Regions from separate parts of the Mus musculus genome. Here regions 1 and 2 are each linked to region 3. A link is a loop called in an ENCODE intact Hi-C map of the cell type or tissue named here. Cell type or tissue: gastrocnemius. All regions are shown on one strand.

What was found. A loop is a pair of places that touch in the nucleus more often than their neighbours do. Peaks named below come from ENCODE experiments on the same cell type or tissue, not always from the same donor. Only the 100,000 strongest peaks of a DNase experiment are listed, where the experiment ranks them.
Region 1: it touches region 3 in a loop (3-fold over the local background); 18 of 42 quality-filtered maps call a loop at or near these places.
Region 2: a loop joins it to region 3, with 9 times the contacts of the local background. A loop is called at or near these places in 26 of 42 quality-filtered maps.

Annotation. Positions count from the first base shown.
Region 1 is chr10:3,804,458-3,806,957 of GRCm38, forward strand. All of the region lies in intron 2 of Plekhg1 (pleckstrin homology domain containing, family G (with RhoGef domain) member 1), which reads left to right. Among named protein-coding and RNA genes, the nearest start is that of Gm30164, 46 kb to the left of the region's middle. In gastrocnemius, a CTCF peak has its summit at 1,116 (motif pointing right); no DNase peak of the experiment used is centred here; H3K27ac peaks cover 1,022 bases.
Region 2 is chr10:3,331,755-3,334,254 of GRCm38, forward strand. The region is part of intron 1 of Gm29826 (a long non-coding RNA gene); the gene reads left to right. Among named protein-coding and RNA genes, the nearest start is that of Gm40590, 14 kb to the right of the region's middle. In gastrocnemius, no CTCF peak of the experiment used is centred here; a DNase peak (open chromatin) is centred at 1,309.
Region 3 is chr10:3,943,058-3,945,557 of GRCm38, forward strand. All of the region lies in intron 11 of Plekhg1 (pleckstrin homology domain containing, family G (with RhoGef domain) member 1), which reads left to right. Among named protein-coding and RNA genes, the nearest start is that of Mthfd1l, 29 kb to the right of the region's middle. In gastrocnemius, a CTCF peak has its summit at 1,025 (motif pointing left); a DNase peak (open chromatin) is centred at 1,003.

The DNA of each region.
Region 1 (2,500 bases), 140 kb before region 3:
TGTAACTGGGTGCATGTGGAGGCCAAAAGATGGCGGAACCCCCAAGAGCTAGAGTCACAAGTGGTTGAAAGCACCTGAAGTAGGTACTGAGACCTGAACCCAGATTCTCTACAAAAGGAGTGAGAGTTCTTATTGCAGATCTGTCTCCAGCTCCTCTGTCTTCATCCTTGCTGTCTTCTTCCTGCTCTTCTTCCCCCTCCTCCGATTCTTCCTCTTCCTCCTGCCCTTCCTCCTCCTTCTTCTCCTCCTCCTCCCCCTCCTCCTCCTCTTCCTTCTCATCCTCCCTCTTTGAAAGGATTATGTTCTCTGTTAATGAATTTATCATTTTCTTCTTAGAGTGATACTTGGCTATGTCTACAAAGACAGAAAAAATGACATATTGATACATGAGATAGTTGTGATTACTCAATTGATTTTCCTAAAATTAAATAACTATTTTCCCATCTGGTCTCCTATAGATATTGTTTGCTTTGTGATATAATGCAGACAGTAAGAGAAGAGAGTGACACTTAACTTGGGGTCCCTTGGTTAACCTTAGCTATATGCTCCTTGGGAACTGTTGGCCTACTGTGCCTCCTTGCTGTTTTGGAGAAGGAAGTCCAGAATTGCAGGTGTGGTGCCATGGATCTATATGGCTAAGTGCAAGTACTTTTCAGTGTCTGTGGCTCATCTGGTTTCATTTACTTTCAAAGCCACATTCTGGTTTCATAGAAACTAATTTTGTTTGTCTTCAACTTTGGTGACTATCAGTGATGCGGAGACCATCTCCTCAGAGCTACTTGTTAACTCAAACTAAGTTCGTTCACTATCTGGGAAATCTTCTTTCACAAAGATCAGCTCCCTGAAGACGGGGATCTTTATGTGCTGTGCTGACCTTAGGAAAAAAACAGACATATAAGAGGAGGTCAAATGTTTCCTGGAAGAATGAGATAATTTCCTGCTTTAGAAAAGTCAGGCCCTGCTCTGAAATAGCCTGTTGTTGAATTCAGTGGCGAACAGTACTGGTCAGTCTTTGTACTTTGATACCAAAGGGTTTTGGCAGGGACACAGAAGTGTATGTGGTCCCTTAGGAAAGAGCAGGAACTCGGGAGCCAGGTATAACAAACCACAGTGCTGTCCTCTTGGGGGCAGCACTTTCTGTCATATGCTCCTGTCTGACAATGTGGTTGCTACTTAAACAGAACAGAAGGGTCAGAGAATTGTAGACAGATGTGTTGCCTCTTTCTATCTTCTGCAGATGGAAGACTAGGAAATAAGACGGCTGACCATGATTGGCAAGATTAGATTAGGCAGTTCTAATGTACAAAAACTTCAAATGTCAGAGAAGGATAGGTCTGGTATATATAGAGTTTGTTTACTTGAGGATATCAGAAACCCATGCTCTTTCTGTTGGCATAATATGTATGTGTGTGTTCAGCTCAAATACTACAGTTTGGGGGGCACCATAAAAAAAACAACAACAACAAAAACCACATATCTGCCCCCTGCCCCTGTGAGTTATTTCCTCCAGCTTCTTGTTTAGGGTTTCTCCCACCCAAAATATTTGATGAAATGACCTTAGAATGGAGATGCTATAAGAGTATGAGGCTAAAGGGGAGCCTAAGGAACAGACGCATGCCCCTTACTGTTGCAAAGTCACACTGGGTATCTTTTCTTTTCTTTTTCTTTTCTTTTCTCTTCTTTTCTTTTTTTTAATATATATATATAGTAACATCAGATGCACCAGAAGAAGGCATCAGACCCCATTACAGATGTGGTTGCTAGGAATTGAACTCAGGATCTGGAAGAGCTGTCAGTACTCTTAACCACTGAGCTGTCTCTCCAACCTCATACCAGGCATCTTGATTGTTACTCTTCTGCTGGCATTTTCTGAGCCTCTTATACTATTGAGTTGAGTAACTCAACTCTGGCCAGAGAACTCCTTTTCAGTAAAGATGCCAAGGGTTCAAGATGACAGATTCCCCACATTAGTTAAGATTAAGCGCAGCTGTGACTGTGATCAACAGTACCCATGATCCTACCATGCACTGGGATCATCTCTGGAGCATCATTGTCATTTCTTACATCCCTGTATGAGGTGTTCCTCCATCATGAGAAGGAGGACCACTCACTGAACCTATCTCAGGTCAGTAGAATCCACTGGGATGCATCAGAAACCAATAATAGTCTTGTAGCTGAAATCTTTGTGGGATGTGAATTGTAGCTTTTTAACCACTAAAATTTGCACACAGTTTGGTGAAAGTATGCTGGCAGTAAAATAGACCCTGCATGCCTCACGGGACTTGTAGGTGATCTTACTACTGTGTCCCAGGGCCTATAAGTATCTGACTCAGGGTTGATTGATTTGTCGGAAGTCATCTAAAAAACAATAATCAGTGTCTACGTCATTAATGATTCATATGATGAATAAGTAACTCATTGTATCAGACTAGACATCGCCGATACGGCCATCCGGTAGGATTCTTGGCAGACTGCTGGAGCACAGGAACCAGAATGCAGC
Region 2 (2,500 bases), 610 kb before region 3:
GCTGTTGGGATGTCTGTTATCAAAAAGATAGAAGGTAATAACTGTTCACAAAGATATGAAGAAAAGATCCTTAAACATTGCTAGTGGATATATAAATTATTAGCACAGCCATTGTGCAAAGCAGATTGGAAGTTCCTCAAAGAATAAAAAATAAATAAAATAGAATTTCTTCTGATCTAGCAATTCTGCTTCTGGGTAAATCTCCTAAGGAGATGGAGTCAGTTGTTTGAAAATGTTTGGTTTCAGACCCTGGATAAGGGACTGAGGCATGTATCTTAGATACCAAAATTGACCTGGCCTCCAGGTTCTCCCAGCATCCCTCAGTCCCTATCTGGCATATTTTGCCCACAACCCTGAACTTTCCAGCCCAGGAACTTGGCTGTCCTTCCTTCTGAGGCTCTTCACTATCCAGACATGTTGGCCTCTTGCCCTTCATTCTCCCCCTTTCTCTCTCTATGCACACACTCTTTCTCTCTCTTTCTCTTCCCTCTCCCTTCCCATGGTGACTTTCCTGGCCTCCTTCACTGGCTAGTGAACTTGCCTGAGAGCAGTTTCCCAATGAACCTGTGTTTAATATATTTGAATCTGGCTTGAATTGGCTTGTTTCACCAGCAGAGAAATAACTTATCAGAAAGTGAGGTTTATAATCTCACTATTTGTAAGAGTAGACACATGTCTACCAACAAATGAATAAATACAGTGGTGTATGTGTGTGTGTGTGTTGTAATACTAACCAAAGTTGAAAAAAAATAAATTTTATTTAAACAACAATAAGGTTAAGGCTGGAGAATAATATGATAAATTAAAGAAGCTACACTCTAAAAAAAAATGTGATATGGTCTCATTTGGATTTGGAATCCAAAGGAGCAAAGGGAAGAATTCTTTGCTTTGGTTTTCAGGGATTGTGGATGGGTGAAGGGTTGGGAGATCCTGGTCACTGAGGCTGAAGGAGTAGAAAGTTCTGGGGATCTACCAAGTGGCATGGTGACTGTAGTTAACACCAGTTCTGTTTACTTGAAGCTTGTCAGAGAGAAGAGCTTAAATATTCTCATGGCACATAAAAAATATTAAGGAGGCAAGATTATGAATGTCTGTTGGTTTGATATGATCATGTCACAGTAATCAAGCTTTGATAAAGCTGCAAACAAACACAAATGTTTCCACATCCAGAGGATATCCTGTCCCTTTACTACACAGAGGCAACCTCTATTCTTTTTTTTATCGTCCCCAAATTTTACTTTATGTGTATGGATATTTTGCCTGCATGTATAGATGTGTCAAATGCATGCAGTGCCCACAGAGGCCAGAAGAGGGCACTCTGGAACTGGAGTATGGAGCCACCACATAGATTCTGGCAATTGAACCCAGATTGTCTTGCCTGCTAAGTGATCTCTCCAGCCCTGCATCCACCGTTCATAACCCTCTCACCACTGATTTTGTTTTGTCTGCTCTTTGACTTCTTGTAATTTGACTCAAGAAGCATACCTTTGCCTGGGTACAGCTTCTTTTGTTCTCAGCCCGACTGTGAGTCTTTCTGGTTTGTGTATCTTAAGTCCCATCTTTTGAAGATCTCGAGTTAGCCTTCTTTTGTATGACTGTCTTGCAATTCTCTCTGTACCAGTCACTCTTCTGATGGTGAACATTTGAGTTATTTCTGATTTCTAGGGATTATGCACAGAGCTGCCATGAACTTCCTTGTCTTTAAATATTGGCTTCTATTATAAAATCTCAGGTATGTTTCCTAGAAACCATTTGACAGACAAATAATATGGCATCAGGCAGGCAGGCACTTTAAAACCTCCAAACTATAGGATAGCAAGTTCAAAGGGAACAAAAATGACACATTTGAGAGCAGGTCCCCACCTTTGCTTTGACTTCAGCATACAAACAGGATGTGTTTTCTCTCACTGCAAACAAGGCATCCTCATGTTTAAAAGTAAAAGATATTTCAAACTTGAAAACTATTACTATTGTTGTGTGGCACAGCACACATGTGGAGGTCACATGAAAACTTGCAGGAGTTCATTCTTGCCCTCCACTGTGAGATCCAGGGACCAAACTCAGGTTGTCAGTTTTGTGTGGCAAGTGCTTTTACCCACTGGACCATCTCACCAACCTTAAAACAGTATTTTAAGAACTAGACGACGAAAGAGAAAAAAAAAATCTAACTCTTTGGATTGGACAATTATTTCTTTTGACATCTATTTCAATGATACAAACATTTGTAATTGTGCCAGGAAATGTTCATGAACCACAAGAGACCACCAAGGAGACAAAACTGGTTCAGTTACATTAGGCTCTCTTTATTCAAACTTGAGCCAAGCCTGACACAGCAGGAAGGTAGAGCCCTGAGCCATGTTTTAGGCAAGGATTTATAGAGACAAGACGGGGAGTATCTAGCTTGATACACATCTGACTGGGGGGCCATTATGGCCTTTAACATAACTGGCTGGTGCTAGAGGCCAAACCATAAACTTAACTTCTGCTTTCCTCCTGATTG
Region 3 (2,500 bases):
ACAGGGTCTCACTATATATATAACCCAGGCAAGCCTTGAACTTGGAACGCCCCCTGCTTTGGCCTCCTAAGTGCTGGGATCATATGTGTTTTGAAAAGACATCCAGGCTGGCCTCTAGGATCTGTGCAGAGAGGTGTGTGCTCAAGTGTGAGTTTTACTTTTTCAACCACTGTGCAATACAAGGGAACTCACGCAGAGCCGCGATCACCTTCTCCTGTGGTTACTCAGGCTGGACCCTTCTGCATGAGACATTGATATGCCCCGCCTACTGGTCCCAAGAATCCTGGGAAAATCCAATTGCTTAACAAGATTCTGAAAGGCTAGTTACCGAATGAGACCGCTCACTTTGCCTGTCTTCTTCCTTCCATCCTACATATTCCTGATGGCTCTCCCTTGATGTGTAAAACAGTTAAAACCGCCACAATAAAATTATTCCTTTCACCCTAGTTATTAGTCCACTTAGAATCTAAAATGGATTTTAATTTACAGCGTATTAATGTATTAACACATAACCATAGTGGTAAGTATACTGTATTCTTACTTCACACTCAGTAAAATACCTCGGAGACAGGTCCTGTTCTTCCTCTGATAGAGAAGTAAAAGCAAGAGTCAGAAACAGGAAGTCCACTGTCCACATTTTACAACCAGTGCATGGCCTAATTCAGATTCAAACCCAAACATCTGGCCTCAAGGAACCTCTAAACCGTATTTTCCCCACTAGAAAGGAAAGCGGACTTAATATACTCTATCCACTGAAATGTTAAAAATAATTCTTTTGCTCTATTTAAGTAGGGTTATTAAATGAAGGGTTTTTTTTAAAGGTCTTTCATCAAGACTACTCAATTGTTTTCTTAAGGCCTTCCAAATGTGTTTATTTCTGTGAAATCAAACAAATGTCTAATGGGGCACTTTAAACAACAAACGTGTATACCCCATCTTGTAATGTCAACACAGTGGCCGATGGGTCACTGAATTCTGCCAGCCTCCACCCAGACCTCTAGCTCCCGAGTGGTCCTTGGCTGACACCTAGTGGACAACGTGGAAAGAATTCTTTTCTGAAATAATTTGTAAGACTTAAGGGGATTAAGCTTTCTTATGGAATAGCTTTGTAAAGGAGTTTCTTGGAACTTGTCACATGCCCCATTTATATTCATAGTGTGCAAACTGAGCCACATTAATTGAGCGTAAAGATGAAGGGAGTGCTTCCATGTGTCAAGTGTTAAAATGGAACTAGAAAACCACTTTCCAGAGATTAAGCTGTCATTTGAGTTTGAAATTAACTCCAGCTATAACCTCAGTATATAGTAAGAAGATAAGTATACGAACTAGGTGACTATATTCCTCAAAATTAAAGTGACTGTTAATGTTTTCTTTCCTGTCTGCACCTCCATTTTTAATTTTTTTAATTAAGCGTGATTACCATTCAGCCCAAGTAGTTTTTCCATGATACCAGATTGCAGCAAATTAGAAATAAAATCATTTTAGTTAATATAATGTAGTGTATGTAGATCAAATTATAGTAGCCTTGGGGAAAACGTAAACAGCGTTGGAGAGAAAGGAACATCCCCTCAGCTGACTCTCCCCTACATCAGCTGCTAGCTTGATGGAGTAAGACAACCCAGTCTATTTCCAAGCATTAGCAACATGTGGCCACAGTAACAACAAAGCATTCTGGGTAGAAATGCTAAGTGTGGAGAGAGGAAGCCTCAAGGCATCAGGCTCTATTCCCCAGAAGGGTAGAGACAGGGGCTGTGGCTGTGCCTGTCAATTGATGCTAATGGTACTGGGAAAGGTAGGTCCTGCTGTCCCACCCTATAGCTGAGAGAGCACATCCCAAGAGGTGAGAGAGCTGCCCCACGGGTTGCGATTAGACACAAATGATTGACCTGCAACTGTACATAGTGGGCTTGGGTTGTTTTTGGTTTTGTTTTTACTCGCCTAAACAATACAGAATAAAACTATCTGTAAGGCCTTTACTAACTGTTGGGTGTTATAAGTAATCTAGAGCCAATTTAAAATTTATAGGAAGCCATGTACAAGCTCGGTATAAGTTATGTATCTCTCTATAAAGACTTGGGTACCACCATCTCGTTTGCTGTTGAGATACCCTGACGAAAGAAGCAGTTTGGGGAGGACGGGTTTATTTCAGCTCACCGTTCCAGGTTACACTCCATCCTAACTGGAACATCAAGGCAGGAACGTGAAGCCACTAGTCACATTCTATCCAGAGTCCAGAGCAGAGAGAAATTAATGTCTGTGGGCTACAACTGAGCTCTCTGCCTCTGGTGTAGTTTAGGACACAACCCCAGGGTTGTGACCCATACCAAATGGTCTTCCCATACAGGTTAACAAAAGTAAGATACCCACCCCCGGATACACCTACAGGCCAACTTGATCTATGCCCGAGGTTCTCAACCTGTAAGCTGAGACCCTTTTGGGGGTCAAATGACCCTTTCACAGGGGTCAGAAATCAGATATCCTGCATACCAGATATTTACAA